7 separate regions of the Mus musculus genome follow, and regions 1, 2, 4, 5, 6 and 7 are each linked to region 3. Evidence: chromatin loops called from intact Hi-C (ENCODE). Cell type or tissue: heart. All regions are shown on one strand. Region 1 overlaps Plpp3 (phospholipid phosphatase 3). Region 2 overlaps Plpp3 (phospholipid phosphatase 3). Region 3 has its middle 190 kb from the start of Gm40217. Region 4 overlaps Plpp3 (phospholipid phosphatase 3). Region 5 has its middle 190 kb from the start of Gm29922. Region 6 holds the start of Plpp3 (phospholipid phosphatase 3). Region 7 has its middle 100 kb from the start of Gm40217.

The links. Hi-C counts contacts between places; a loop is a spot of excess contacts. Peaks named below come from ENCODE experiments on the same cell type or tissue, not always from the same donor. Only the 100,000 strongest peaks of a DNase experiment are listed, where the experiment ranks them.
Region 1: a loop joins it to region 3, with 2.6 times the contacts of the local background. A loop is called at or near these places in 4 of 42 quality-filtered maps.
Region 2: it touches region 3 in a loop (2.7-fold over the local background); 6 of 42 quality-filtered maps call a loop at or near these places.
Region 4: it touches region 3 in a loop (2.5-fold over the local background); 5 of 42 quality-filtered maps call a loop at or near these places.
Region 5: a loop joins it to region 3, with 15 times the contacts of the local background. A loop is called at or near these places in 3 of 42 quality-filtered maps.
Region 6: a loop joins it to region 3, with 6 times the contacts of the local background. A loop is called at or near these places in 6 of 42 quality-filtered maps.
Region 7: it touches region 3 in a loop (8-fold over the local background); 7 of 42 quality-filtered maps call a loop at or near these places.

Annotation. Positions count from the first base shown.
Region 1 is chr4:105,223,462-105,227,461 of GRCm38, forward strand. The region is part of intron 5 of Plpp3 (phospholipid phosphatase 3); the gene reads left to right. Among named protein-coding and RNA genes, the nearest start is that of Plpp3, 68 kb to the left of the region's middle. In heart, no CTCF peak of the experiment used is centred here; DNase peaks (open chromatin) are centred at 690 and 2,300; H3K27ac peaks cover 1,020 bases.
Region 2 is chr4:105,215,745-105,219,744 of GRCm38, forward strand. It overlaps Plpp3 (phospholipid phosphatase 3), which reads left to right. Exons shown (of 6, transcript NM_080555.2): 5 at 3,584-3,760. Among named protein-coding and RNA genes, the nearest start is that of Plpp3, 60 kb to the left of the region's middle. In heart, a CTCF peak has its summit at 2,428 (motif pointing left); DNase peaks (open chromatin) are centred at 497 and 2,677; H3K27ac peaks cover 858 bases.
Region 3 is chr4:105,504,670-105,508,669 of GRCm38, forward strand. No RefSeq gene overlaps it. Among named protein-coding and RNA genes, the nearest start is that of Gm40217, 190 kb to the left of the region's middle. In heart, a CTCF peak has its summit at 1,711; DNase peaks (open chromatin) are centred at 1,692 and 2,802.
Region 4 is chr4:105,202,649-105,206,648 of GRCm38, forward strand. The region is part of intron 2 of Plpp3 (phospholipid phosphatase 3); the gene reads left to right. Among named protein-coding and RNA genes, the nearest start is that of Plpp3, 47 kb to the left of the region's middle. In heart, CTCF peaks have their summits at 1,671 and 2,499 (motif pointing left); a DNase peak (open chromatin) is centred at 2,593; H3K27ac peaks cover 2,030 bases.
Region 5 is chr4:105,656,608-105,660,607 of GRCm38, forward strand. No RefSeq gene overlaps it. Among named protein-coding and RNA genes, the nearest start is that of Gm29922, 190 kb to the right of the region's middle. In heart, no CTCF peak of the experiment used is centred here; a DNase peak (open chromatin) is centred at 2,254.
Region 6 is chr4:105,154,694-105,158,693 of GRCm38, forward strand. Plpp3 (phospholipid phosphatase 3) reads left to right here and starts at 2,654. Exons shown (of 6, transcript NM_080555.2): 1 at 2,654-3,270. The coding sequence starts at 3,132. It overlaps Gm29838 (a long non-coding RNA gene), which reads right to left and starts at 1,978. Exons shown (of 2, transcript XR_376486.3): 1 at 1-1,978. In heart, CTCF peaks have their summits at 2,428 and 3,637; DNase peaks (open chromatin) are centred at 2,688 and 3,768; H3K4me3 peaks cover 1,968 bases; H3K27ac peaks cover 1,481 bases; H3K27me3 peaks cover 589 bases.
Region 7 is chr4:105,422,131-105,426,130 of GRCm38, forward strand. No RefSeq gene overlaps it. Among named protein-coding and RNA genes, the nearest start is that of Gm40217, 100 kb to the left of the region's middle. In heart, a CTCF peak has its summit at 1,644; a DNase peak (open chromatin) is centred at 1,911; H3K27ac peaks cover 290 bases.

The DNA.
Region 1 (4,000 bases), 280 kb before region 3:
AGCAGATTTGTCTAGGCAAAAGTGGCGTGCACAGGGAGTATGGGTTTAGTTTGCTTGCCCACTGAAGGCTTTCCAGAAAGGGAAGACTCTGGAACCTGATGAAACGCAGTCTACACAGTGCCTTGGACTCAGTACAGATGCTAGAACTCAGGCAGGACAGCACACCAAGGCACACCTTTGCAGGATGTGAACAGAAGAACAAAGCAGAAGGCCACAGCCCAGACACACCCAGAGCCAGAAGAGGTAACACACATGCGTTATCTTTCATTTGCAGAGACTAGACCTCCAGGTGCACAGAACAGACAGACAGACAGACAGACAGAGCCAAATGCTGCTGCACAGACCCTTGTTCTTCCTACCTGCACAGCTCTGCAGCTCTCCCTACCAAAGATTCAAACCTCTACCTGGATTCAGCCAGGCAGTGGGACAGAGGGGCGGACATCGGTTGGTTTCCTGTCTGATGACTACTTGCATATCTGGTCACCTCCTTACTGACCCTCTAACAGATGGTAAATTAGGGGGGCACTGAGAGGGGTCAGAGGAGGGCCAGGCCCCCATGGCTATGGGTTCTGCAGAGGAAGCAGCTGCTCCCAAGTTTTATAAACACACAGCAGTCTTTCCTGGTTTTCTCTTCCTGGGGGTGTGGCCCCCCACTAGCAGTTGCTCTTTTGTGCCTGCTATCTTCCTCCAGGATGCAGGGAAGGGCGAGGGCATTCTTTGTCTCTGGCCCAGAGCAGTGACCTTGGGAAGAGTGAGGGGCAAGAATGCTCACGTGAGGAAGAGCCGGGCCACGGCAGCCTTGTGAGAGGAAGCTCAGTGAGGAGAGCCCAGGACACACCCAAGTCCACACACACAGAGTCAGAACCAATTCCAGGTCGCTGTGTTGTTTCAGGGGTAAAACAGCAGTACCAAGCCTGCATTCTGTCCCTGGAATTTGTAAGACTTTTTCCTCTTGTAGTAGGAGATTCTTACCTGCTCCCTCTGGATGTAGTCCAGTGTTGCCAGAGTCAAGAGGGATGGAAGAAATGACACCCACATCCCCTGAACAAAAGTCTGACAGTAATGCCCAAAGCTGACCTCGCTACCTAGTTCCCCACTGTCAGGTCGGCAGGAACGTAGATGTGGCAGGGAAAGGAAGCCAAGGCATAAATCAGGAGATGGTAACAGTATCGTTACAGCACTCCATAGTTTGCAAAGTTCATTAAGAATCTCTCTCTTTTTTTTTTATTTTTGTTCCTTTGCTGAGAGGGAGGAAATCGAAACCCAGAGGAGGCAGTTGTATCTTGCTGCTTGCTAGTTGGCATGTTGGCAGGTCCTGTCTAACGTTTTCTCTTTTATCTTTTTAAATGCTGGTGGTGACCTATAGATGCTCTTGTTACTTCCTAACAGCCAGACAGTGGTATGGTGGGAGCCAACTTGGACACTGGGTGGGCACAGGTGTGAGGGCAAGAACCAAACTCTGCTCTTTTGCAAGAGAGAGCAAGTGTACACTATAGATAGATAGATAGATAGATAGATAGATAGATAGATAGATAGATAGATAGATAGATAGAGATATCCTTAACTTTTAAGTTTTATTTTATGTGTATGAGTATTTTGCCTGCATGTTTGTTGTGTACTGTATGGGTGCCTGCTGCCCTGAGAGGACAGGAGAAGGTGTCAGATCACCTGGAACTGGAGGACAATTATAGATGCTGAACACTGAACCTGGGTCCCCAGACAAACAGCAAGTGCTTTTAACTGTTGAGCCATCTCTCTAGTCCTGTTTGTTGTTGTTGTTGTTGTTGTTTAAGTACCAGTTGTACACAAATGCAAGGCAAGTAGGTGATTAGAAAACATTGTTCAATTCTGTACTGCATCAAGAGAAACAGGTTGTAATTGCTGGCTGAGCATCACACAGCAGCATGATCCTAGCCCATCATTGTCCCTTTCAGATGCACAGGGCTAACACAGACACTGGCAAATTCCTGGTGCCAGCAGCCACCGAAAGCCTTTTATTGAGGCTAAAAAGCAATGACTACGAATTGAGTAACTCTCCTAGAGTCAAAAGACTAGGCTGCCAAAGATACTTTGTCATTCATTATACAGTCCTTACTGTTACTAGGCCATGAGGGTGCATCAGTTCCTGGAGCTTTCTTCTCCAAAGAAGATTCTCTACTCAATTTGAGAGACAGCTCTGTGTGGAACACTAGAAACCTGAAAGGAAATCCCTAGGCCAAGGCACACTTCTGCAAGTGTAGGCAGAAGAGAGGCAGCTCTGGTGTCTGTAGTCACCCGGGAGGCGGCCAGAATGACTCAGCACAACTCCTTGCCTTGGAGTAGCTCACAGTCTAGAAAGGGAAGCATGATAGAGCATTTAGAGAACCACACATCAAAGCCTGTGTTGTAACAGCAAAATGGAAGGTTATTAACTGTACAGAATGAGGGACCAATGAGAGGTGGGAGCAGCTCTGGTGGGAGAAGTTGTGGTGGATCCCAGCGTGGAGTTGAAGGAGCTACTATGTCCAGGATACAAGCCTCGAGGCCCCGAGGTAGAGGGTTTGAGCCCCTCCATTGCCCTCCCATACTGTCCACTGCTGTTCTCTCGGCTACTTAGTCTATACCACAGATTGCTACAAAGTCGGGTAAAGTGCACATTCCAGGCCACCCACAGATTCTCAGACATCTCTCTTGCGAAGCGTCCGGGTGATTCTGAAACAGGAGGGTTAAGGGACTGCACTTGGCAAAATCCCTGACCAGACAGACAGCTCTTGTTTTCCTTTGCATCTGAGATTCTAAAATTCTCTTGCTTTTATGTTATCCATCCCATGCTGGTATGGAGACGTGGTGGGGTTTCTAAAAGTCTCAGTGTGTAATCGGTGTGATTCCTATCTTCAAGGGGCTCACTTACTTAGTCTGCAGAGTTGAAACCCTCAAGGATTCCTGAGCACTGCAAGTCAAGTTTGCTGTCACTATGTGCTCCGAGCCAAAAGCCTTTGCAACGTTTGCTGACTAAGCCACCCACTGCCGTGGAAGCAGAAGCTGGGCTGAGGACCGAATTCTGGCTTCTGGTCTGCATGGGTCTTAGTGATCTCTTGCTAGGCTACATCCCAGCAGGATGGGGCCGTGTGTGCCCTAGGGGTGGCTGCCATCTCTCTCCACAGCAGGTGAAGATTCATGATGAGACATCAAAAACAGACTTTTGCCACTATGCTGACTCACTCCTCAAGATAGCTCTAGAAATTGTAGGCCTTTGCAAGTAGATCCTATCTACCTTACAGAAAGCTCCTGTCTACTCGGCTCTGTAACCAGCTCGAGTCTGCACATGCAGACTCACGTGTGCTCTCTCTCATGTATGTATTTGTGTACATATGTGTATATGAGTCTCATATGTATGTATGTGTACACTCACACACACACATACACACACATACATGAGACATTGTTTTGTTACATACATAGCAGAAACTGGCTTTAAACTTGATCCTCCTGCCTCAGTCTTCTGAGTGTTGAGTTTGAAGACATATATTGCTGTGCCTACCTTTCTTCTTTTCCTAGTTCTTACTTGCCTTCCCACAGAGAAAATAAGTAATTTTTATATAACTAGGCAGTGAGTGCAGCAGCCATTGATGATGGCTGACACTTAGTTTTTCCCTGCACTGTCCCACATTTGTACCCTGTAACTCCCGAGCTAGGTATTGTGTCCCCAGTAATGGCAAGGCTTGGATTTGAGACACAAGTCCATTTACTTTAAAGACTAAAGCTTTCTGACCAGTACCTCTGGTTGGATAGAAGGAAGTAGAAGACAGGTAGGCAGTGGCCAGAGAGCAGTACAGAGTAGGCATTGCAAGGGGCCTCACACTGTGAGCTTCTTATCTCCGCATCGTGTGAGTGGGATTCCTAGAGCCTCCTTGTTTGTGTGTAGTCTTGCTGCTGGAGGAAGGGTGATATTGTCCAGGGTGTTTGTGTAAGTAAACCATCTTCCGCCCTTGCATCCGATCACAGAATGGCCAAACATTGG
Region 2 (4,000 bases), 290 kb before region 3:
TTGGCGCTTGTGAACTGAGCTAAGCAGGAAGATCCCATCCATTTCGTGGTAGAGCTGGTAGGGGTGCCACAAAGCCTCCTACCTCCTGCCATTGCCTAACTAACTTCAGATCAAAAGCAGCCACTGGGTGGAAGGTCGCTGCACAAGGTCGGTCTTTAGTAATTTATTGGTTTTGGAAAGATTGTCACGGTCATTGAATAACCCATGTGTCAAGGCAAAGGAGTGTCCCCATCGTGGTCATCAGGGTCATCCCTGACCACGAGCCCTTTGCTCCACAGTGTTCCAGTTCCTGATGGATATGGAGGCAGTGCTGGCTGTCGGTCTGCTGGCTGTCAGTCCCACTCCATGTGAGGAATTCTTTTCCCATGGCCAATACTGCGGTCTCATTCACAAGCACTCCCTTGCTCTCTTCCTGGAGCTATTCTCATGCCTGTCTCCTCCCTGAGTTCCACTCCTCTAAGAGAGTTTTCTTTTCTGGAGCCCCAGCCTGAAGCCTCTGAGTCAGTGGCAGGGGAGATGTAGCCTTGTCCGGTTGGGAAGCCCACCCTTCCTCTGCCCCACCCTGGCTTCCCAGGCCTGTGACCTAAGTGGGCAGGCAGCAAGCAAGGAAAGGGTGGGATTCTGCACGAGCGCTTTCCAAGGTCTGTAGATTCTTTTCAGTGAAGGAAACTGAAAATTCTTAGAGCTACTTAAAGAAAAGTGGTTAAAGAATAAAATCTTCCCTCCACCCTCTGGCAGGGTTTCTTTGCGTAGCCCTGACTATCCTGGAACTCACTCTGTAGACCAGGCTGGCCTCGAACTCAGCAATCTGCCTGCCTCTGTCTCCCAAGTGCTGGGATTAAAGACCTGCGCCACCACTGCCCAGCAAGAATAAAAACTTTTTTGCATTCTAAATATTTATTCTTTTTTAATTAAGTGTTTTATTTGTAAGAATCAAAGCTTGTACTTACTGAGTTGTGTGCTGTGCTGTGCCCTCTGTGTCCGGGCCCTCTGTGTAGTCCACCATCTGTACTGCTGCCTCTCAGGCCATGGTTATTATTCTCCTTCACCTGAGAGGAACCAGAGGCTCCAGAGGGCTTTCTGATTAAAATCTGTGTTCTTTCTGTTGTTATCCACCTCTCTCCTGTCCATCACCAAGAGTAGCTGAAGAAGGCAAACCTGAGTGGGCACCCAGAATGTCCATTCTTCCTTGAACTTGTTTTGGGTTGCTGAGAGACCATTCCCACCCCCATAGTGAGAGAGACACTATAGTCCAGACAGGCCTCAAACTCACAATCCCCTTGCCTGGGATGTCTGCTTGGACTATAGATACCATGCTGGGCTAAGGGCAGGATCTTTTGGTTCATCATATCAAAGTATTGAAGCATAAATGGAGTAGCCCATGGCCAAAGGCTTTAGAGTTGCTCTGACATTTACAGTGCCTATGGTAGCCCAACCCTGCCTATCTATACTCCTTACAAAGCATGTAGATTAGTTTTTCATCAAACTGAGTGCTTTACTTAAAACCAATTTTTGTAATTGCCAATGCTTTTTTCCTTTAATAGGAAGATATTCTCTAAAATGAGTAATTTCAGGCTATGTGGGTCTTTCCCCCGAAGAACTCAAAGCCTTTGGTAATTTTATATTAAGGACTTGGTATAGTGCGTTCTCCAGTCTTGTGAGACCCTTAGTATTGCATGGAATACAGCTCAAGAGAACGTAGTCTGCCTAGCAGAAGGCAGGTTCCCTGGTCTGACCCCCTAGGCCCTCTCAACCATATTTCTCTATATACCCTATGCAGTCACAGCCCCCACCAGTCTCCCTTAACTTCCATTAAAATGTCTTCTATCTTGATGGTTGAAGTCCAGCATCCTTTGCCTTTGGCAATGATCCTAGCCACCCTCTACCTCCTTTAACAGTGTCTGTTCAAAACATCACTCTACGCTTACTGTGCCCATAATTGTACACGGAGTGGAGATGCCTTCCCGTTTCTTTGTCATTGACACCTGCCATAGCATATGCCCGTCCATGGGTCTGTTCTCTGGGATTTTTTTCTTGAGAATGAAATTTCTAGTTTTATTTTTCAGGTATTCTAGAATGTGCATTAAATTCTACTTGAATTTATATACATTCATTGTTCTTATAAATGAAGATTCTAACTCTATTCCAAGTGTCCTTTATGCCCCTTATTTCATGAAGTTTTGGGTACATTCATTTGTATTAATTGTCTTTGCCTTTGGGGTGGTGGTGTGTGGGGATTTTTATTGTTGTTATTTTTGCGTTTAGATTTTTAACTGGTTATTGCTGATAGATGAGAAAGCCATTGATTAAAAAAGAGAAAAAACTAGCAGCCAACAACAGTGTATACTCTTACTAGTTTTACTAGTTTTTAGATTTTTTTTTTTCCTATTACACCCATTGGGTTGAAATAATGGTAGAGCCACCTGCTGTTTTCTGTGGGTAGTTAAAGCCTCTGTCCTAGACATCGCTCCTGCGTAGCTCAAGTGCTCTGGGACCGTCCGTCCACTCTCCATCCCCTCAGTCCGGCTCCCTGGCTCTTGGCATGCTCCTTCCTGACCACCAAAAGGAAAGTGTCCCATTGTCCCTGGAAGGGAGGTCCGGCCTTTGCCCCCACCTCAGGTCTGCCTTGTGCCTAGCAGCCCCTCCTTCTGCTCTTCCTTGTCCTGGCCTCTCCCCTGCTTTGATTTGTAGACGGAAGTTCCCCCTTGTTCCTCTTGATTCTTCCCCCTCATTTCCCAAGTTCCCACAGGAACCTGGGAAGTAGGTTGTGCCCAGAGGTTAAAGCGGAAGCTCTAGCGAGATAACTCCAGAGGGGACAATACCCAGCTGACGTCATTTCAATTTTCCTTGGGCCAGAGGAGGTGTCTGAGTTGTATTTTTTTTTCCCCTTGTCATTTTCTTCCATTTTTCCTCAGGATTACTCTTCTTCCCTACCCAGTGCAATATCTCTTCCCTTGAAAGTTCTCTGGCATTGTCTGGCTGGTTTACATTTCTTCCTTTTGATTATTCAGAGTCCAGGTTCCTCCTGGTGACTTAGAAACTTCTCTTGGATAGAGTTGCTTTCTTTCAAAGCAGAAACATGCCCTTGTTGAGAGCATCAGAGCAGCCTCATTGGTATGTCCTTGCTGTTGCAGTGACCAGCTGGTCCCTAGGGACTAGGCAGCTGTAATCCCCGAGAAAACTCACAAATGTGTAAAGTAAATTGACATCAATCCCACAACAAAGCCTTTTCTGGCCTTGGTTACTGATCTATAAGTAGTATAGATCCAGAGGGTAAGGGGAAAGTCATATTTATTAAATGCTTACTGTGTGCCCAGCAGCATGTAAAAAAACATTCATGGGTGCTATCTTATTCAAGTCTCCATAGCTCATCTCTTAAAAGAAAAATCAAAATTTTATGCTATAAAAGCTGAAGATCAGCATTTCCCCATGGGGCATCGTGTCCGAGTTAAGTGCTCTGTACACAGTATACCATACCACATCTAGATGGTTCCATTTGGCAGGAATGTGGAGCACACTAGCCTAGTGGTCTAGTGTCTGTGAATGAGAAGTCATTGAAGGTGTTTTTCTCTCTTTCTGTCAGCTCTACCTTCAGGCCCGCTTCACCTGGCGCGGGGCCCGACTGCTCCGCCCCCTCCTGCAGTTCACTTTGCTCATGATGGCCTTCTACACGGGATTGTCACGGGTATCTGACTACAAGCATCATCCTAGCGATGTCCTGGCAGGATTTGCCCAAGGAGCTCTGGTGGCCTGCTGCATAGTAAGTAGCCCTTTGTCCTTGGCACTCATACAGAGCCCTGAACTGATGCCTGTTAAATGTTTCCAGCCCAGTGACTAAAGCCGTTGAATCTTCATTCCGAGTCGTCTCTTCTTAGTGTCCCAAAAGCCTCGGGCTCCAGGATCCCATCAGTAGATGGCAATCGTTTAATAGGTTCTGTGAATCCTCTTCTCTGTGAGCACAAGTTTTGTCTTGTAGAATGCTGTGATCAGAAGTCAGCTT
Region 3 (4,000 bases):
AGCAGCCAATGGAATCTGACCAACTGTTATTCTCTTTTGTGGGCATGTTCTAGCTAACTCTGGGATATTTCTTTCTGACTGATTGGCTCATAGTCTCTACACTATAGAGACTTTCCCATGAGACAGGGTAATTGATCCTTTTGTTCCAGTGCTAGAAGCTGTACTGCCTGTCATCCTTACCTTTAGGAAGCTCAGGGCTCATCCACGGGAAGAACAATTAGGGAGCCTTACTTTGAATATGGTACTGTAAAGTACAAAGAACAAGACACTGAAGTAACATGTGATAGTGGGACCCAGAGTCAAGGGTATAAGGAAGGCCACCTTGAGAAAGTGACATCCAGTACTTAAGGGTGAGCTGACCAGCTGTCATCTTCTGACCAGCGGGAAGTTCTGCAGTCAAGCCTATACCTACAAGAGATATCCCTAATCTTTTCTGACACATGGACCAGAAAGTCTCAAGCCATCCCCTGGAAGTCTACCGTTATCAAATTGCAGACACTCGTGGGATGGCTGAAGGCAAGCCAGTGTGGTGTCCTGAGCATGGGGCAGTCTCCGTGTTCTGCCTTTGCCACTGTGGGCTATGAGATATTTAGTGAGATACTTATGTGATCCATAACTTCCATATTTGGGAAATAAAAGTGAAAATCTTCCAGGCCACTGTAAATAACTAACGAGATAATAAACACAACTTAGTTTAACTGCTAAGAACATGAAATAAAGAGGGGAAGGCGCTTGGAGGTCATCTGATCCAGCACCAAGGTGCAACACAGGGTAGAAGATGCTGATCCCATTGGACAGTTCTTTTGAAGACTCACCCTGGCTTGGACTCTGGAGTTCTATTCTTGCCATTAATACACACGTTTCCGTTATAATATCTAAAGCACGAAGAGCTAGATTTTAATTATTAGCTGCACAACTCAGACATGACAAAGGAGACAGTGCTTCTTTTTAATGAAATCACTGAAATTCTACTTGCCTGACATCATGGACTCCATCACCTCCTCACATCTCCGAGGCTGGAGTGGCTATGTCCTATCCTGATGGTAAATGGCTCTGTGGGGAAATTGTTAGGTTGAATTCAATTAACAAATGACTAAGCTTGGGCTGGAAGGAAACAGCTGGTTTGGCCTCTCTAGAAATCTGTGCATTTTGAATAACAAAGCTGTTACTGAACTGATTTAGAGCCGAGGGCACTAAGCATCACATGGACCTTAGACAGTCAGTAGGCTGTTGGAAGGTGTCAAACCTTAACAACACAGATAGTAGCCACATTTACAGGTGGATGAAATGGAATAAAGGTCCACACCCCAGATCAATGGAGGCTAACTGTTAGTTTTGAGACATTTGTTGGTAAAGTACAGCAAGGTAGATACAGGCTCCTTGGTCAGTCAGTGTCTGGTCAGTGTCAGCTTGTAGCTAGTCTACTGCTCAGGAGCAAAGCTGAAGTGGTGGCAGAGATCAGCTAGGATAACTGCTTGCTTGCCCCAGACTGATTATCAGCTGAACACACAGAGGTTGGCTAGATGGCCTGAATGCCTCCTAAGTGTGTGCTAAACGGTACCCGATCTTGAGTGAATGATCCAGGTATGTTGCTGCTGATTGCTATCAGCCAGGATTGAAAACAGGGTCTCAGCAAAGATCACAAGCTTTAAAAGGACAGCACATCCCCTTTCTTTGTGCTTCCTAAAGCATTTCCTCCCAATCCCTTTGGATGGAGCTCAGGAGTTGTTTCCTCTTTAGGATCACAACAAAGGGCAGTGGGGACAAGTCACTCTGGGAACTTTAATTGGCAAATGTCCAAATACCTGCCACACCCCACCTCCCAGTGTGTGTATGTTAAATTGAATTGTGTGTGTGTGTAGTATAGTATTTGTGAATCTGGTATGCATGTAATATTTTGCATAGTGTGATCTGCATTTCTGTTTTATATGATATCCATATAATTTATGTGGCACATACATATACATACATATACATATATATATATATATGGTTAGTGTACATATGGGGGAGAGTGTGCTGAGGTGAGCATGTATATGTATTAAACATGTGAAATGGGCTATCCCTCAAGGCCATCCCAGCTATAAACTCTGTGCTAGCATCATCCTCCAAGAGCTCAGAGAAATCAAATACTGACAAGAAGGAGGCACAGCACATGCTCCTCCAATTGGCCAGGAACCTGTTCCGGTGGGGCACCTGGTATATTATGTAATTCATAGTATCCTATGAAGCATTAAGTGGGATACTGAAATCAAAAGGTAAAGCAGTTGTCCAAGGCCATTTATCTTGTGCCTGGTGGGAGAAGGTTTTGACGTGCTTATGCAGTCAGCCAACCTGAGACAGGCAAGTGCCCAGGCAACAATGCAATAAAAGATGAAGGACTATATAGCCAGAGGAGGTGGTAGAAGAAGATAGGGGCATTGAAATCCTATTGTTAGACCCTGGGAAGCCTTCCACTGGAGGTCTTAAGGGACTGACATTCTTCAAAGTCATCTTCTTTTGGCTTTCTGGGAAGACTTAGAGTGAAGAATCGGGAAGTCAGTTCACAGAAACAGATCATTCCAAATAAATACCTTGTGTTCAACAGGAACAGCCAGGCTGAGTCCAGAGCAGTTATGATAGAATCCCCTAGGGTGTTGCTTTCCAAGGACAAGTTTCAGATTCTATATCGGTCAAGAGTTTGGGCTTTCTTTTTTATTGCGGCCGGACTGTGATCGCTATCTGCAAGGGAAACAGACAGTGGAAACTATTTCATTAGAGCCGATGAGAAAAACATATTTCCATAGTGCCCTGAATAGCAAAACTTGGCGTTTGAAGTCATTATTGAAATAATGGGCCAGGTGGGAAATGAGAACGATAAAGAGAGGAGAGAGGATGGGAACTTGAAAGGTCAAGCTGGTTGTTGATTGTTGGTGAGAATTTCTCACTCAACATCAGGCTGCTCTCAAGGTTCCTTTTAGAGTCTCGCCTGGGTTGTGACATGGGGAGGAGGAGGGAGAGTATTTGTTTAAACTTCCACTGGTGGTGGCTTACTCAGGGCTTTCCAGGGCTGTCCAGTGGAAAGAACTCCATTGCTTCCTTTGTTTCTTTGTTCTCCATTCATTAGTTTACTGTGCCATTTCTTCATTCATTCATTCATTCATTCATTCATTCATTCATAGTTTCCTGATACTTCTTATGTATCGGGCGGTGAGTGAGGTGCTAATACAGCAAAGACAAACCAAGGGCTTGTAGTCCCACGAAGAGGAATAAACTGTGGTCAGTCATAGCTTATGTGAGCATGCTATAGTAAAAGCAGGAAAATTTCAACTGAGTGTCATTATGCTATACCTGTTTTGACCACTAAGAATATATTATATAGAGAGTGTGTTCCTTGCCCTCTGAAGGCATCAAAGTCTAAGAAAATAAATTTTCTAAAAGGTCCTTGAACTAACAAGCCCGTGGAAGATACAGTCTGAATTATTGGCAAGGCCAATGAGTGAGATAAGTGTGAGAAAATATTCCACCTCCAGGCTTCATGGGCAGGTTCGGTAGGAAGCCAAGGGATTCCACAGTGGTTGAACTCACTATCTCTAGACCTACCATCTCCCAGATCTGTTGGTAAATGACATTCTTAAGTGAGAAATTCAAAGGGGAACAGCTTGTATGAGAGTGCCACTAATCTTGCTTTTAAACACATTTAACTTGAGATGGTTACAAGATACACCAGGGACTCCTCTTACAGCTGTGACAGTACCCTAGTCAAGGCAGTTGAGAGACACAGTGTTTTGACTATGGGATTAAGGGTACAGCCCATCATAGTGGGGAAGCCATGGTGGCAGGATGTGTTGGCCATCTGGAAATAGAGAGAGGTATCCAGTTCACCTTTTCCTCTCTCTTCAAGCCTGGGACTGCAGTGGGTGACAGGTAGGGCACCTGTGGGTATGATCCTCTTCAGCTCTTGTTGTTCCAGGACACTCTTGGCAAACAATGAGGGCTGAGTAAACACAGCAATCATAAG
Region 4 (4,000 bases), 300 kb before region 3:
CAGGAACTGCAAAGCAGACCTGTTTGGCTGGAGAAACAGGGAAAAGGGTGAGGACGAAGTTCAGGTAGACAAAGAAGACCGGGGCATGACTGTCAAGGTCTCTGGTGGTGAGGAATTTTCACTTCAGTTAATTGCTAGAGAGCAACAAGAATATTGTTCTAAGTTAGCAGGGTCAGTTTTTTAACTATGGTAAGAATGAAGCCTGAACCCTCGTGGTGGCAATATGAGAGGAACTAGAGGGGGAAAAAAGATGACACAAGGGATCTGTGGATAGTTGCTGATGGTGGTGAGTAGGGAAATGGAGGGGTCTTAAGGGTCTGGGTTTTTGTTGTTAGGTTTAGGGGCACATAGACTAGAAATACAGGGGTGAAAGTTGTCTTGGGGGGAGGGTGGGGATGGGTTAAATCTTAAACTCTGATCTACTAGTATCAGTTTTATGTCCATTTGGGTGAATTATCAGAGGCCAGGGACAGGATTGATGGGAGGGGGCCCGTTCGTCCTTAGGAGATCATTTCATCTTCACAGAGCATTTGAAGCAGCTAAAATCACAGCAGAGAGCCAGGGATACCACTCTACGAAAGAGTAAAAGCCAGGTGTGGAGACATTGGAAACGGAGAGCGTAGCTTGGAAATAGGAAGAAACGCACAGTGGTACAATATCAAGGAAACCTGACAAATTCAACATGAAAGAGGACTGTGAAGTTGGCAGCCTGCAACACTCTGGAAAGAGCTGCCAGGAGACTGGCATGAACTGGCAGAGTATCTCTTCAAGGAGGACTTTGGCTGGGAGCGCTTGCCATTTGGGAAAATAACTGTACTTCAAACCATGTTCTTCAGGAGACCTGTGGGCACAGGGCAGCCACTGATGGCTGCAGCCATAATTGGCTTCTGAGGTTTCTCTCTCTGGCCTCTTTGTCATCTGTGTTAGAAGTCAGAGTTGTCACACCCACCACTGTAGCCTGAGAAATGTCTGTGACGTATAGCCTTTCTCAGGCAGCATGGCACTGAAGTGCCAAAATGCTGGAGACAGCTGAGTGGGAATTTTCCAATCACTTAATTCTACTCAAGTAAAGATCTGGCCATTTCCTTCTAACAGATGGAACATTTGGCTTCAGAGAAAATTCAGCTCCATTCCTGATTCCATCTTGAAAGGCAAAACCCAAGCCTATTATATTTTCCCTTAGCCTTGAGACTGAGAAAAAAAAAAGAAAAAGAAAAAACAATTCTCCATCGCCAAATGTTTGTTGACTGAATCTCTTCTGGCGCAAAGAAGTTCGTTAACCCATATACACATGCGCGAGGTCTGGGGGTTAGGGTAAAGCTAACAAGGACATAAACATACAAATAAACTCAGTAGTAGACCTGTATGGGTTGGTCTGGTGCTGCTTGTATTTAAATGCTAAATACTGGCTCCCAAGATCTGGTTGCAATGGATCCACTACAAGAGACCTTACTTGTATGCCTTTGTATTTGGGACTCAAAGACCAGCTATCTTCTGGGACTTCAAGGAAACGGCTATCTTGGTACCATTAAGAAGAACCCAGGAGGGAGGGAGAAGGGCAGGTGTCGGCGATGGGGCTGCCAAGCTGTCCTGCCCTTCTCCTCCTTTAATTCAGAGTGACTCACTGGCCTCTCTGGCCTTTACTGCTCTCACTTGGAAAGTGTGTCAGTAATCCCAGAATGACCTGCAGGGCTCTGTGAGAAACAGACAGCTCGACAGAGGGAAAAGCGCTTTGTAAGCTGTAAAGTTCTATGTAAATATTATTAAAGCAGAACCGAGTATCGGGATGTTAGCCCTTCAGAGTCACCCGGGGAAGACGTCTCAGTTTTTAGAAGAGGAATTGTTAGGACATACTGTGTAAAAATATGACTTTTTCTTGGGGTGATTTATAAATAGAGCAAAATGTTTAAAACAACACAGCAGCTGAGTGGTGGTGGCGGCGATGGTGGTGGTGGCGGCAGCGGTGGTGGTAGTGGTGGGGTCCTTCTGCAATGGGCTTCTTTTCTTCTATCTTGTTTCCTGGAAAGATCAAAATCAAAACCACCACACACGTATTTTCTGCTTCTGCCCTGGCACGGCATATTTCCCACATCCTAATCGTGCAAGAAGAAGAAGAAGAAGAAGAAAAAACAACCAAAACCAAAATGAGCCTTTCAAAGTGCCAGGCATTTGACATATCGCCCATTGAATTCCTTGCCAGCCTTGCCAGGTGGATATTATTAATGCTATTTTCTATAAGGGACCACCTAAGCCCAGACAGGTGAAGTCATGTGACTGCAAAGGACTAGAATGATGAGACTGAGACTTACTGGCTCCCAGGTTGCTGCTCCTTCCTCCCCAGGAAGGCTAGCCTAAAGACCCTCTCCATTTCCCCTCCTGAATGGAACATCTGTAAAGATGTGGGTAGCTGGGCTCTTTTTCACCACAAAAGACAGGAAGAGGCTCTCTCTTACAGTTGGAGACAACCTCCCAACCACTGGCTTGCCGGCCAGGACCCGTCCCTTTCTGTCCCCTTGTGGCTTAATTGCCATGCCTTCCTCTGTATGAGTTTCCAGACTCTGGGCCAAGCTCCTTAAAAGGCAGGTAGGGGAGAGTTCTCTGCCGGCCTGGCAGCCAGCCATCCCCCCCACACCCCTCAGATCCGCTGCTAGCTGCTTCAGAGATCAACATAGAAGACATTTTTTTTCCCAAAGTGAAACTTATCAGAACTTTGCTGACTGTGGCAGGAATGAAGGCCCTGGGGGTGGGGACCAAGCCTTTGGAGGAGGGGTGGGGTGCTCATTTTATGACCCAGGAATGAAAACATTGTGAATAATGAATAAAGTCCGAAAGTAGTAAATCTGAGACTCCAGAGAAGGCGAGTAACATGTCAGGGAGCGGTTTAAGCCTTCGCCCCTCCTGCAGAGGTGCGGCCCAAGTTTCATTAAATAGCCTTTAAGGGTTAGGATTACAAGAAGCCCAGTCCCCTGGTTCATAATGATGATTTATGGCTGTGTTGTCGACTCCGCGACCCTTCTGTACAAGGGATGGAGAAAATACATAATTTGCTGCTCATTAACTGTGCAATCTGTCAGGGCGGCTCCAGAAGCCATGTGGTCCCGGAGCCTTGCGTCTGCTAAATGGCTTCAGCAAGGCTGTCCTGGAGACACAACTGCTCCTCCACCATAGGAAATGGTTTTGATAAGAGTGGCACTAACAAGCTGGTAGCCTGCCCATGTCTTGGAACTGAGAGACAGTGGACTTTACTCCTCGGTCATCTCCCATCCTTCAGAGAGCCCCAGAATCCCCATCTGTACAACGGACTTGCCTTGTCACAGAAAATCACACTGCATGAGGCTTGAGCCAGGATTTCTTTGTCAGTGTGGCCTGGTCCTGGCAACTCAGGAGCAATCCGAGGGCAGGTATTGTGCCCAGGGCCTTGGTTCTGCTCCCAGCTTATAGGTAGTTCTTACAAGAAACCTTCCTCTACTGTTGTCTGACCTGTTGCCTCTGCTTGGTTAGGAAGCTGGGTCAGAAGAGAGTTAATGGCATCGCTCTTAGGAAGTACTAAGTCACGATTCTGCGGATAGAGAAGTTGACCTGCTCCAGATTCACCCTGTGAGTGGAGGACTCCCATCATGGGTACTTGATACTTATTCAGTGGCCACCCCCACTCCCTGCACGTAAACACACCTGAGTGTGATTTATAAATAAAGAATCAGAAGGAGTCAGCAATCGGGGCTGTGGCAGTGGACATCTGGAACTTGTTAGCCTATAAGATTCCATAGGGTAAAAGTGTAAACAGGTTGGAAGAGGGAAATGAGTTGAGGATGGGGGTAGAGAACGTTGGGCAAAGACTGAGTGTGTGTGCCTGGGTGGGATATTTGGGCCCCAGTCTCTTCAGCACAGAATGGTTGCCTTCATTTCTGACCTGCCGTGACACTCAGATTTCATCTCTTATATGTTATCAGAGGGACCTCGGCAAGGATTAGGGGACACTGCCAGGTCACATGTCTTCAAG
Region 5 (4,000 bases), 150 kb after region 3:
TTTATTAAATACCCGTTCATTGAGGCAGTGGCCAGTTTCACCAAGTGTCCTCATGTAGACATTTCCTCCTGTCACTTGTCCTTCCTCCCTAGAGTCACTTCCTAAATTAATTTTGTCTCTGGTCCCATTCTGGGGATCTCTGATTAAGGTAGCTGCCTACAAAGTGGTCCCAGGTCGTGTTGGTTGGATGGTGTTTCTGAGTGTTCATTTCTAGACCAGTGGTCCTCAACCTTCCTACTGCTGCGACCCTTTAATACAGTTCCTCACGCTGTGGTGATTCCCCCCACACACCATAGAATTATTTTCGTTGCTACTTCATAACTGTAATTTTGCTACTGTTATGATTGTTACATAGTATTTTTGGAGATAGAGGGTTGCTAAAAAGGTCACGGTCCCCAGGTTGAGAAAACCATGTTCTGGACTCTTATCGTCAACATCCTAACTTCCAATTTGGAGCATACTTCTATCAAGAGACACTGGAAGATTTCCACTAAGCTTCAAACTGTGTTTCCATTTTGTCACAAGCACCCTTTATCATTCACCAACAGACAAAGACCTCAGTTTATCCTGATGAGGATAACGGACTCTGGATATGTAGAGGCACCAGGCTTGTTGCTATAGAGTGGAAACAAGGCACAATATACCAGAAACCTAGGGGATTCACCAAAGTGATCCTTGATACTTCCATGCATGGTCACAATAGTCACAAGGCAAGAGTCACCAAGGTTTATGCATTAAAGGCAACAAGCTCTCCTATCCCTCTAGGATGAGGTCCACCAAGAATGCACCCATGTATTGGCTAGGTATGAGGAAATCGTTAGAGATGTTGGAGATGGAAGTGTGGATTTTGGCCGTGGGAGTTCTGGTAAGATGAAGGGTTGCTTTTCTTCAATGGGATGAGCTCCTTTTGTTGAGTTCCTCTGTGCACTTCCTTGGCTGTATGCCACTCTTTCTTCTAGAAGTCACTTGGAAGTGAAGTACCTACACATGAGCTTCTGCTTCTGCACATGTGGGGAATCTATGTAGAGGAAAGTACAGCTGGGTATGCTCTCAGTTGCGCTGAGTAATCATTTTTGCAATGACACTTCAAAGTAGTAATATGTTGTTAGATTTCTATTCTGACACAACCTTTTAGTGAGGACCCTTGAAATTTTCCCACTACTATATGCCAAGGTGAGTGATCAATTCCCAGTCTTCCATATGAGTTGTGAATATTTTTGTCCTTTTGTTACTTTTAAATTATTTTTTAATTATATCTTATATTTAAAATAGACTTTATACATCTTAATATATGTAGAAATATAATTTGTATATAATATATAAATTTATTTTATATATTTATATGTATATAATATGTACATAAATATATAAACTTACGATATATTACATGCATATTTTATAAATATATTTATGTACTTTAATAACATATGTTATATATCTTGTATTTAAACATTTTAGTACAGGAACAGTTAAGAATATAAAACTAAATGTACTAAAATAAGAGACACTAGTTCACCAGAATTTTAATCATGTTGAAAGTTATCTAAAGTAGAATATTGAGTAAAAATGTATTGATACTACAACATGAAAAACAGAACATATGGTATATAAGAATGACTACAATTATAAAAATTACTGACAAGATGGGAGATGCTGCTAGTATTATAGCTGGGAGCTAGAGGGCAGAAATATATTTACGCTTTTATCTAATACTTAAAATAATGTAAAAACAGATATAAAAAGAATATAAAAACACAAGTAAGTTAAATGTACAGTTTCTGGTATTGAAAACCTGATGTAATTGAAATTTCATTGTGCTTGTCTTTTCTACCCAGTTGGGAACATACAGGGCTTTGTTCTTTCATTTGGGAAAAGTCACACTTTATTAATAATAACAACTTACTCTCTCAGGAGATCTGGGAGCAAAGGCACCCGGCTTTGGAATGCTGGGCCCTGCCCCTGCCTTCAAGACGTCTGAGAACGTTTCCTTGGAAGTTCCAGGATCAGTGAGTTTGCCTCCTTTCAATGGTTTCCTCAAACACATGTAACTTACTAAAGCTTAAAGACTTACATTTGTAAAAGCCATTAGTGTCGATTAATGCAGACAAATGATTGAGATTGGGACACTGGGAGGTGCAGCTCCACACCTTGCACCATTTATAGGCAGGAAATGAGGAACAATTAGGTTAGTGAGGCTAAAAGGCACCCACCCCCCAGCCCTGCCTGCATGAGGTCAGATTCAGGAAGGTTCCATGGGAGTGTAATGGGAGAAGGGGCGGGGCTGAGTAGGCAGATGGGATCAACAGGCAACAGTGATGGCCAAAGCAGATTTCTCTGCAAGTTATTTCATATCCCACATCACTGACAATAATAAGGACGAGTTTGGTTTTTTGTGGCCCTCTATGTATGCTTTTAGCTGTCTTGGGAAAACACCCATTCATCTTTATATAATTATTTTAATTTTTATTTGTTATTATCATCATTATTATTGTATGTTATATGATGTGTGTGTGTGAGTGTGTGTGTTCATGCCACAATTTATATGTGGAGGTTAGAAGACAATTTTACATAGATAGTTTGGTTTTCTCTTTCCACTTTTATGTAGGTTCCAGGAATCAAACTCAGGTCATCAGAAGTGTACAACAAGTACTTCATCCTCTGAGCCCCTTTGATTCCCCCAATTCCTCAGCAAGAAATATTTTCTGAGCACATAGTTGGTTCAAGGAATCTAATGTTAAATGGGTGTGTAGTTGTTTTCTCATGGAAGTCAATTTAGCCAGTTTTAAAGTTATGAGGCAGTGAATGGAGCCTATGGGACCCATGGAAAGCTACCAAAACCCAGTCTTGGGTGTGATAGAATTGGAAGTGAAGTCTAAGATAAGACAGGATAGATAAGTGAAAATGCCCATTCAAAAGATGAGAGAACTCATTTAGAATCGAAGCACCTAGACATATCACCAAGGAATAAAGAAGACATCAATTCTAGCTCTTAGGAGAAAATAACACAATGGAATTTTCTTTTAGTAAGAACAAGGAACAGCCCACTTAAATGCTTTTCTTAAACTTTTTGTTTCAATGTTTATGGAAAGGAACCTTATTTTTTAATCTTTTATTTAAATGCCCCGGAAATAGATGATTTTTAATTCTCTCAATAAAGTTCAACCAACTATACACAATCAGACAACTTCAGGGACATTTACTAAGCTATAGAGTGACTTTTTCTATTGTTGTGAGAAAGCACTATGACCAAGGAAACTCATAGAAAGAAGGGTTTGTCTGAACTTATGATTCTTGGGGAATAAGAGTTCTTATCACAGCACCAAGGAGCAGGCTGGAGCAGGATACTGGGGCCAACATCTTGAACTGTGATCAGGAAGCAGAGAATAAACCGAGAACAGTTTAAAGTTTTGAAATCTCAAAACCCACTTCTGGTAACATACTTCCTCCACCAAGGCCACACCCCCTAAGTCTTCCAAAACAATGCCATCAATCAAAGACCAAGTATTCAAATGCCAGAGTCTATGATATTTAATTATGTATCATGCAAACCACCATAGGACACATACTTAATCTGCAAGCTTCAAGGACTCACAGTCTGGTGAAGAGATTTAAGACCATATGCAAAGCAGAAATTCTCAAATTGTGTTCTCCAAGATAAAAATAAGACACTTCTTCAGATTTAATATAGTATTTAAGTATAATGAGGTTATTGTACTAGCCCTACAAAGTATACATATTTGAATAGTATCTTACTTCATGAGGCAAGGGCAGGGCCATCCTTAGCAACAAACTTCAGGTAACACAGCATCACATCCTACAGCTCCATTGTGAATTCTGTTTTGACTGCAATGCTTCATTAGAAGGGCACACTATCCCTGCTGTAAGTTTTCTTTCCTCCTTTAATGAGCTCTGTTAGATCCAACATTATATCCATCAATCATTTAATATGAATGACCTCTTAGTTTGATACTTAATATTATATCTGAAAGGGAAAACTTGA
Region 6 (4,000 bases), 350 kb before region 3:
TCTTCCAGAGGAGGAGGAGGAGCAGGTAGGTTGGACTAGCTGAGCTCCACTCAGTTGTGTCTTGGGCAGTGGTTTTCACTGCTGCTCCTTCAGATCTCTAAGACAGGCTTCAGGGTTCAGGCCTTGAAGCAGCAAGTTATGGCCACTTGTGCAAGGGAATGAAGCCGGAGTGGGAAGTGGGAGCGCAGATGCTGGAGGACCCAAGGTGGGCGGCAGGTTAGAGCAGGCGGCAGAAGCTGCCTTTCTGTGCTGATTGGAATTCTGAAGATTTGGCACATTGAATTTCAAGGAGGTTTCTGCACGTGAAGAAGAGGATTGTGAGCATGGAAGAACCTCGGGTACCCAGAATTCCTTTTAGAGTGCTGTTAATTATAACATTAGCTTCGCATTGTTGCTGCTGTTTTCCCAGGTGAGGCTGTGCTGCTTCTCCTGAAGGGGGTTTCAAGGAACTTCTCTTAGATGCCAAGGGGCCTCACCTGCTCTCCTTTGATGGGCGGGATGCCTCTGATTGGCAGCTGACACGTCCGCTCCAGCACTTTCTTGGTGCATCTTGCTTTCAGAAGACAGGACTTTGCCTTTCCTTGCCAGTCTCATCGTTAATTAGGTCCAATGTGGGCTTAATTCAGCATACCTCAAACCCTGAGCACTACAGAGGCTCACTGAGGATAATCAACGGTCCCACGTCAAAGGCCATTTACACAAATGACTAGTTTTTGTTAACTGACACCAAGTTAGACTGAGTGTTGCACGAGTGGCCTAGGCGAAATATTGAAGGTAAAATTAATCCTGTGCTGGAACCAAGCAGGACAAGGAGAGGGGGTGAAAGATCAGGGTGCACCGGAGGAGAAACAGTGTGCTAGTTGAGGGGAGGAAGGTTTATGATGTAGGTAGAGGGGTGGGACCGAAGCGGTAGGCAATAAAAGGGATACTCAAGAGGGCTGGCGGTGGGATACAGAGTTATGGAGTGGCCCACTAGGGCAGTCGGATATCATTTGTACTATCCATCCAAAAGCTAGGACTTGGAGCTGGGGAGATGGCTCCGTGATTAAGAGCAACTAGTGTTCTTGCAGAGGACCCAGATTGGGTTCCCAGCACCCACACAGTGGCTCCCAGTCATCTGTAACTCCAGTTGTAGGGATCTAACAGCCCTCCTTGGCCTTTGTGAGTGCTTCGAGCATATGGCACACAGACATACATGCAGGCAAAACACTAGTCTGTATAGACTGATATAGAATACTAGATAGAATAATCTTTTTATAAAAACTAGAACCAGCTGCATCTAATTCCAGCTCTCGAGAGGCAGAGGCAGGCAGATCTATCTCTGTGAGTCTGAGGCCAGCCTGGTCTACATAGTGAGTTCTAAGACATATTAGGGCTAGAGAGAGAGAGAGAGACCCTGTCTCAAACAAACAAACAAACAACAATGCTAGAACCATTGAGCCATTTCCACCTCTGTATTATAAAGACCCTTGGAAGAAATGTGCATTTGTATGCTATGTACTGTGCTCCAAGCTTGATACTAAGGAAAATGTAAGGGAGGGTCCTGACCCTTCAAGTGTTGATTCTCTTGAAGGAAAAAAAAACAAAAAACAAAAAACCAGCTCATAAAAAAGTAATCAACTTTAAAAATCATATAAAACCATATAAAAAGTATTCAAAGGGAAACATCAGATTCCTTGAAAGTCAAGGCCAATAATGCTCAGGTATGCCGGAGGCCAGCTGGACTAGGAAAGAGGCGGGCAGGCTTGGCTTTGGTTACCCACGTTCAGAACTAGTAGTATTGGCTCAACTCACCGAGCTCCTCTGTTGTGCAAGCTTTGCTGCAGAAGCACATGAGAAAGAATCAATTATATCTCCACCATGACTGCCTGGGGAGAAATATTTTGGTGTCTGTAGTTTACTCGCGGGGAAATTAAGGCACAGAGACATAGGATTCTAGAACAGGGGGTCTGGCTCTGGAGTCTCTTTTTTTTTCGGGGGGGGGGGGGGTGGAGGGGAGGTTCGAGACAGGGTTTTTCTGTGTAGTCCTGGCTGTCCTGGAACTCACTCGGTAGACTAGGTTGACCTTGAACTCAGAAATCCGCCTGCCTCTGCCTCTCAAGTGCTGGGATTAAAGGAGTGCGCCACCACCGCCCAGCCCGGAGTCTTTTACACCGTAGGATCTTCGGAATCTAGCACAATTATCCGGTGCTGAGCGTTAAAAGCAAAACAACAACCAACCTAGCTTTCCTTGAAAATTGAATTTTTAGGATAATCCAATTCAAGGCTGAAATTTGTAAATAAATAAACAAGTAAATAAAGAAAGCATTTTAGTATTATAGACCTCCCACCGATCCTCTCCCCACCTCTAATCAAAGGCCAGCAAGAAAAAAAAATTTTATTTATATGTTTTTTTTCCTCCCCTTTTGTGATGCTTTGGAGTTTCTGAACGCTAGGGGCTCCCTGATTCTCTGGTTTGAGAACAACTTTTTCTTTTACGATTTTTTTTTTTTTTTTTTTTTTGGAAAAGGGGTGGGGGAAATGTGGCCTTAATTATCCTACGTTTTAGGCAGCTTAAGGAAGGGGCTGTGCTTTCTGAATCTTGTTGGAGCCAAGTAAGGAGGTCCTTCTCCTCCCCCCTCGCTTTTTAAAGGCGCTCGTGAAATATAAGCTCAGAAAACAAACCGAGCGATCACAGCGGCAGCCCGGGCGGCAGCAGCAGGAGGAGGAGGAGCAGGAGGAGGAGGCAGAGTTGGAGTTGGGCAGACGCTGAGGAGAGCTAGCTGCAGGACGCTGCGGAGTTGCAGGGCTCCGCGCTGCTCCATTCATTAAGTAGCTGCGGAGGATCGTGGCGGGACGCCGACGCTGCCCACTCGCAAACTCCAGCACGCAGACGCACGCCAGCCGGACGCGTCCGGGGCAGCACAGTTCTGCAAAAGTTCCTGCTCGGGATTTGGCTCTCTTCCCCTTGGACTAGCGAACAGTTTGGGGTTGAGAGGAAAGCAGAGGCGCCCAGAGGGGAAACCTACCCGCGTCTGCAGTTGGAACTACTCCGCCGGGCTGCACTCTCGCCGCCGCGTCCCGAGCCCGCATACCCGCTCCTGAGCAGCGGCGGCCCGCATCGCCCCGGGAGGCTCCCCGCAGCCAGCGCCATGCAAAGCTACAAGTACGACAAGGCGATCGTCCCTGAGAGTAAGAACGGCGGCAGCCCGGCGCTCAACAACAACCCGAGGAAGGGCGGCAGCAAGCGGGTGCTGCTCATCTGCCTGGACCTCTTCTGCCTCTTCATGGGTGAGCGCAGTCCCACGGGTCCCACCCAACCCCTTCCGGGCCCCGGGCCCCGCTGCGCTGTCAGCCCCCAGGGTCCCGCAGCCATCTCCCCCACCCCCGGGCGCCGTGCTGGCCGCGAGCTCCCCGCCCTCCCGGACCCCCAATCCCCGGCCTGCGAATTCAAGTTGGGGCGTGCTTGTGCTTTCGCGGCAGCTGGAACCACCTCCTTAGGGGTGATCTCCAGCTGGGAGTCCGGCCCAGCACCTCGGAAGGTGTGAGCTCGAGCTCCAAGATATGGAGGAAACCTGTGGCTCTCTGCTCTGTATCCGAGTCAGATGCGAGTGAGACCCATCTCGGTCTCCGAGCAAGGCAGGCTCCTGCCGGAGTGGCGCTGCTCGTCCCGGCTGCATGTAAACATCCACCCCTTCCGTCGCGCTGCCTTGCAGGGCCAGTCGCGCTAGCCGGCCTTGTCACTCGCTACTCGCTTGGCTGAAAGCCCCAGAGGGTGGAACGCGGCTCTACCGGGCCAGGTGCTGGGCAGCGAGGAGCACATCACTTGTTGAGCGCCTACTGTGTGCCAGTTGATAGGCCGCTTCCCGGGCATCAGCTTTAAACTAGCTCACTCCCTGACTTGTGCCGGGAGGCCACTGAAAGAAAGGCTGCCTGCCACAGTCTTGCTTGGGGGCCACAGTGGAGCTACACTCCCTCAAAGTTGAGGCGCTAGCTCAACTATTAGAACAGATGCAAGTTT
Region 7 (4,000 bases), 83 kb before region 3:
TTCTTACTTCCCAAGGGGATTCAGTTTTATTTTGGGGGGACTTTCTTACTCTATTGTGTGTCTTGATGGGACATTGTGAAACAGGTTCCTGCCTCTCATAAAAGATCCTGAAATGGTCCCAGAAGAACACTCTTTGGGTACTAGAGCATGATTTGCAATCAAGTGTCGAAAACTAAATGAGACATTTGAAGAAGAAAATGAGCAAAAGCTACCCTGATGGGCGCTCTTGTTATCTAGGTCTCCTTAGTGGCAATATTCCATGCTAATAGAAGTGACAGCACACTGTGCTAGGAGTGTAACAATTTGAAACATGTACCTACTGTAGAAAGTTTTGTTACTGCTCCTGAAATTGTCCTGGGCTGGGGTGAGGACTGACTGGAGACCCAGGGCCAGGTGGGAAGGGACACAGTCTTAGGTAAGACAGACATTGTCAGAATCGGGCCAGAGGCAACAAAGGAAACAGAGCTTTGCTGATCTGTTGAAAACCACTGGGGGAGGTCTCACTGGAAATGAGTCGGAGGCTAACTACGCTGCTATTTTGGGCTCATTCAACGACAGGACCTAAATCAAACAGATGTGCTTTTGCCCTCGTGCAACACTCTAGAAGTTTGTCATATGAAACGTGGCTTCCCTGTCTACTTTCAAGGAAATTATCAACCCATCCTTAGCTAAAGGGAAGAGCAAAAGAAAGCAAGGGGAACAACTTTTTCCTCTCCCCCTCCTTGTCTTCCTCGTCTTCCTCCTCCTCTGCTTCTCTGTTTAGAAAGTGACCCGAGAACGAGACTGTCTTCCCCTACTTTATTTATGTTCCACTGTATGGCCACTGCTAGATTCAAAGAAGGCTGGGAAATTCAGCCCATAGTGTGCATGGAAGACAGGACTCTCCCATTTGGTTCATGTGGAGAAATTTGCTAATTAAAGGAAGAGAGGGAGGATAGATTGATTTATAGGAGTCTAGTGACTAGATTTTGTCAAACCCATTAATTCTCTTTATCTTCCCACTGAAGCAGGAGCCCTTTCTCTTCCCTCTGCCTCCTTATGGTCTTCATGGGCAGTCTGGCTTTAAGGGACGACCCGACATATACACTATGATAACACTTTGTTGCAGCCACTGTTCTAAGTTACTTATGAGCTGAGTAGTTCAATCCACAGGGAAAGTCTTTCCTTTTTCTTTAAATCTCTGGACTTGGGCTGAGGGAGAAGAGGAGAGAGAGAGAGTGATACCTTACACAGATTAGTACAACAGTTGCTATAGCTGTCATTTGAACTCTTTCTGATTTCAAGGTGTTGGTGTTTTCATTCTACCACAGGTAGCCTTCAGGTCCCTGATGGTGTGAGAACTGGCTGGGGCATGGGGTGGGGGTGGGGGTGGAGCAGGGTCAAGAATGATGAGTAATGGGAAGGTAGTGGGGTGAGCACAAGTAATAAGAGGACCAAGTACCCTCTTTCCCCCTCCCGTGTGTGTGTGTGTGTGTGTGTGTGTGTGTGTGTGTGTGTGTGTGTGTGAGTGTGTGTATGGTGTGTTCATAGACACATGAAGGCAGTCAGGAGAAAGACAGATTAAAAGACTATGCTTACAGGCACCTGTTTGCTGATTTATTTCTATGTAGTCTCTGCAGACCCAAGCCTTCCCTGACTTGGAAAGCATGGGGGAGCTGTTTGACAAAACAGCTGAGTCACCCAAGAGTCTGACCTTTAATGTGGAAAACCGTCACCAAGGACAGGGCTGAGGAGTAGCTGCTGGGTAATCAGGAATGGGGGTGGGGGTAGGGGTGGGGGGATAGGGTCCTGGCAGGACAAGGCAGTGGTCAGAGCAGCAGGGTGGGGAGCCAGAGTGCAGGCAAACTGATTTCCAGGAAGGAAATGCTGCCCCACCCACTCCTCCTCAGGCTGAGGCAAGGTTGCCTTGTTGTCTGGTTCCAGAGAAGGACCTCTCACAAGAATTCTATTGTCTGACCTTCAGAAATGAGAATAAAGTTGTTCCTTAAGGGGGACAATGAAGATCACAGCAGCCAAGGACTCGGGCCGGAAGAAGGAAGTCCTTAAATGCTCTAAGAACTTACAACAGGGGTTTGGGACAAGGGTTCAGGGACTACACTTCAGGAAAGGCTGGGCCTGGGAAGAGAGGTAAACTGAAATCTGTCCTGTTGGGTGCCTAGCCCACATCCTCGAAGGCGATGGTTCCTAGCTACAGAACTGGAGTGCCCAGCTCCATGTTCTTGCAGGCTATACTTCCTGCCATAGACCTGGGAGTGCCCAGGCCCCACTTCTAAAGAATGCCCTCTTCTGAGCCCAACAGAGCTGCTCACTCTTTCTAGAATAGAGTCCCACTGTCAGCAACCCAGGTCCTCTCTAGTGTGTCATGTTCCCATCTAGGTCATCCTCCACCTCCATGATCAAGTTCCATTGTTCCGGGAAGCCTTCCTTGATGGAGCAGGGCAGAAACACGTATCCATCTGCTTTATCTTGAGGTCACACTACTTTGTACTTGCACAGGATCATAAATTCTTAGGTGCTCAGTAAATAAATAAGTGCTGATAAATTAAAAGTTCTGAGGATCTTTAACTGCTATTTTTTTGGTAAAAGTTATCACTAAAAATTAAATATGGTCAAGTCATGTATGTTCATGGATGAAATTTACAAGACCTTTTGCTGTGTTCTGATTTTTGTGGTTGTTCTTGCTTCATGAAGTGTGACCACTGAAACTATTTGAACCTCCAGCTAGAAGACGTGGGTAAGGAATTCCCTGTCATCTACCTTTCTGCTTTCCGCTCTCCAGAGTCCCATCTCTAGGCAAGGGGCTATGGGGACAGATGATGGCCTCTTCCTGCAGGAAAACGCCCTGGGTCCACTCCTGAAACTCCTACAGGGATCTCAGAATATTTGCATTTTAAAAGGGTCACGGTTGAGAGGCCAGATGCCTTAGGGGTGGGACTTTTTCTAGAGCAGGAAATCAAGTTTTAAGGGCAAAGGTGCAGAGCTCTCCAGAGCACAAGAACAAAGGGCCAAAGATTCTTCGCTCAGCTTCCTTAGAGAACCCTCATTCAGCTTTGAGTGAAGACCTCTCCTCCTAATCAAAACTTAAGCAATGGGAGACGGGGGTGGGGGTGGAATGTAAATGCATACGGCTAAGAGAAAGAAGCCAATCTGCAATGCTGCGTGCCATGCCATATGTTTCTCACAAGATGACATATGTCTTGGTAGACATACCATAAAGACAGTATGAATGTCGGTGACAGACTGTAGTTGGGTGAGGGGTCAAGAGGCCAGAATAAGGGACAATAAAACTATTCTGGAAGACATTGCAATGGCGGATGCCTGACACCTAGTTGTCAAAAAATCCACAGAGTGCACAATACAAAGACAATCCTAACGTAAGGAACAGACTTCAGTCAGGAAGTGTGTCAATGCTGGCTCAGCGTTAACTGTAACATATATGCTGTATCAATGCAGGATGCTGATAACAGGGGAGATAATGTGGCCGCAGGGGTGGGATGGGGGAGATCCTTGGGAATTCTGTAGCTTTTGATAATTTTGTCACTAAGTCTGCAGCTTCTCAAAAAATAAAAGCAATTTTATTTATAGGAAAAAAAAAGAAACATTTCCCTGATCATGCCTAACATTTACATTCATATCATATATTTACATGATGTGCCACACACAGGTACTGTCCTAAGCAATTTGTACTATCAATGCACTACAAATGTTCTCAAACCAAACCCATGACACAAGCACAGTCACACTGGCCTCACACCATTGACAGGGGAATGAAACTCAGACAGGTAGGTGAACTTCCCCTGTGCCACACAGCATAGCAGCAGGGCCTGATTTGGCCCCAGGCAGTTTGGCTCCAGAGTTGACACCAGGATGTAAGGTCCTTTGCTGGTCAGCTGTCTGTCACCCTGAGACACATATGTCACCTTGACAGACCCCTGAGTTAACGGATGCAGAGAGACTTTTCCTTCTTGCTCACAGTCATTCCTGTTGCGTCACACAGTCT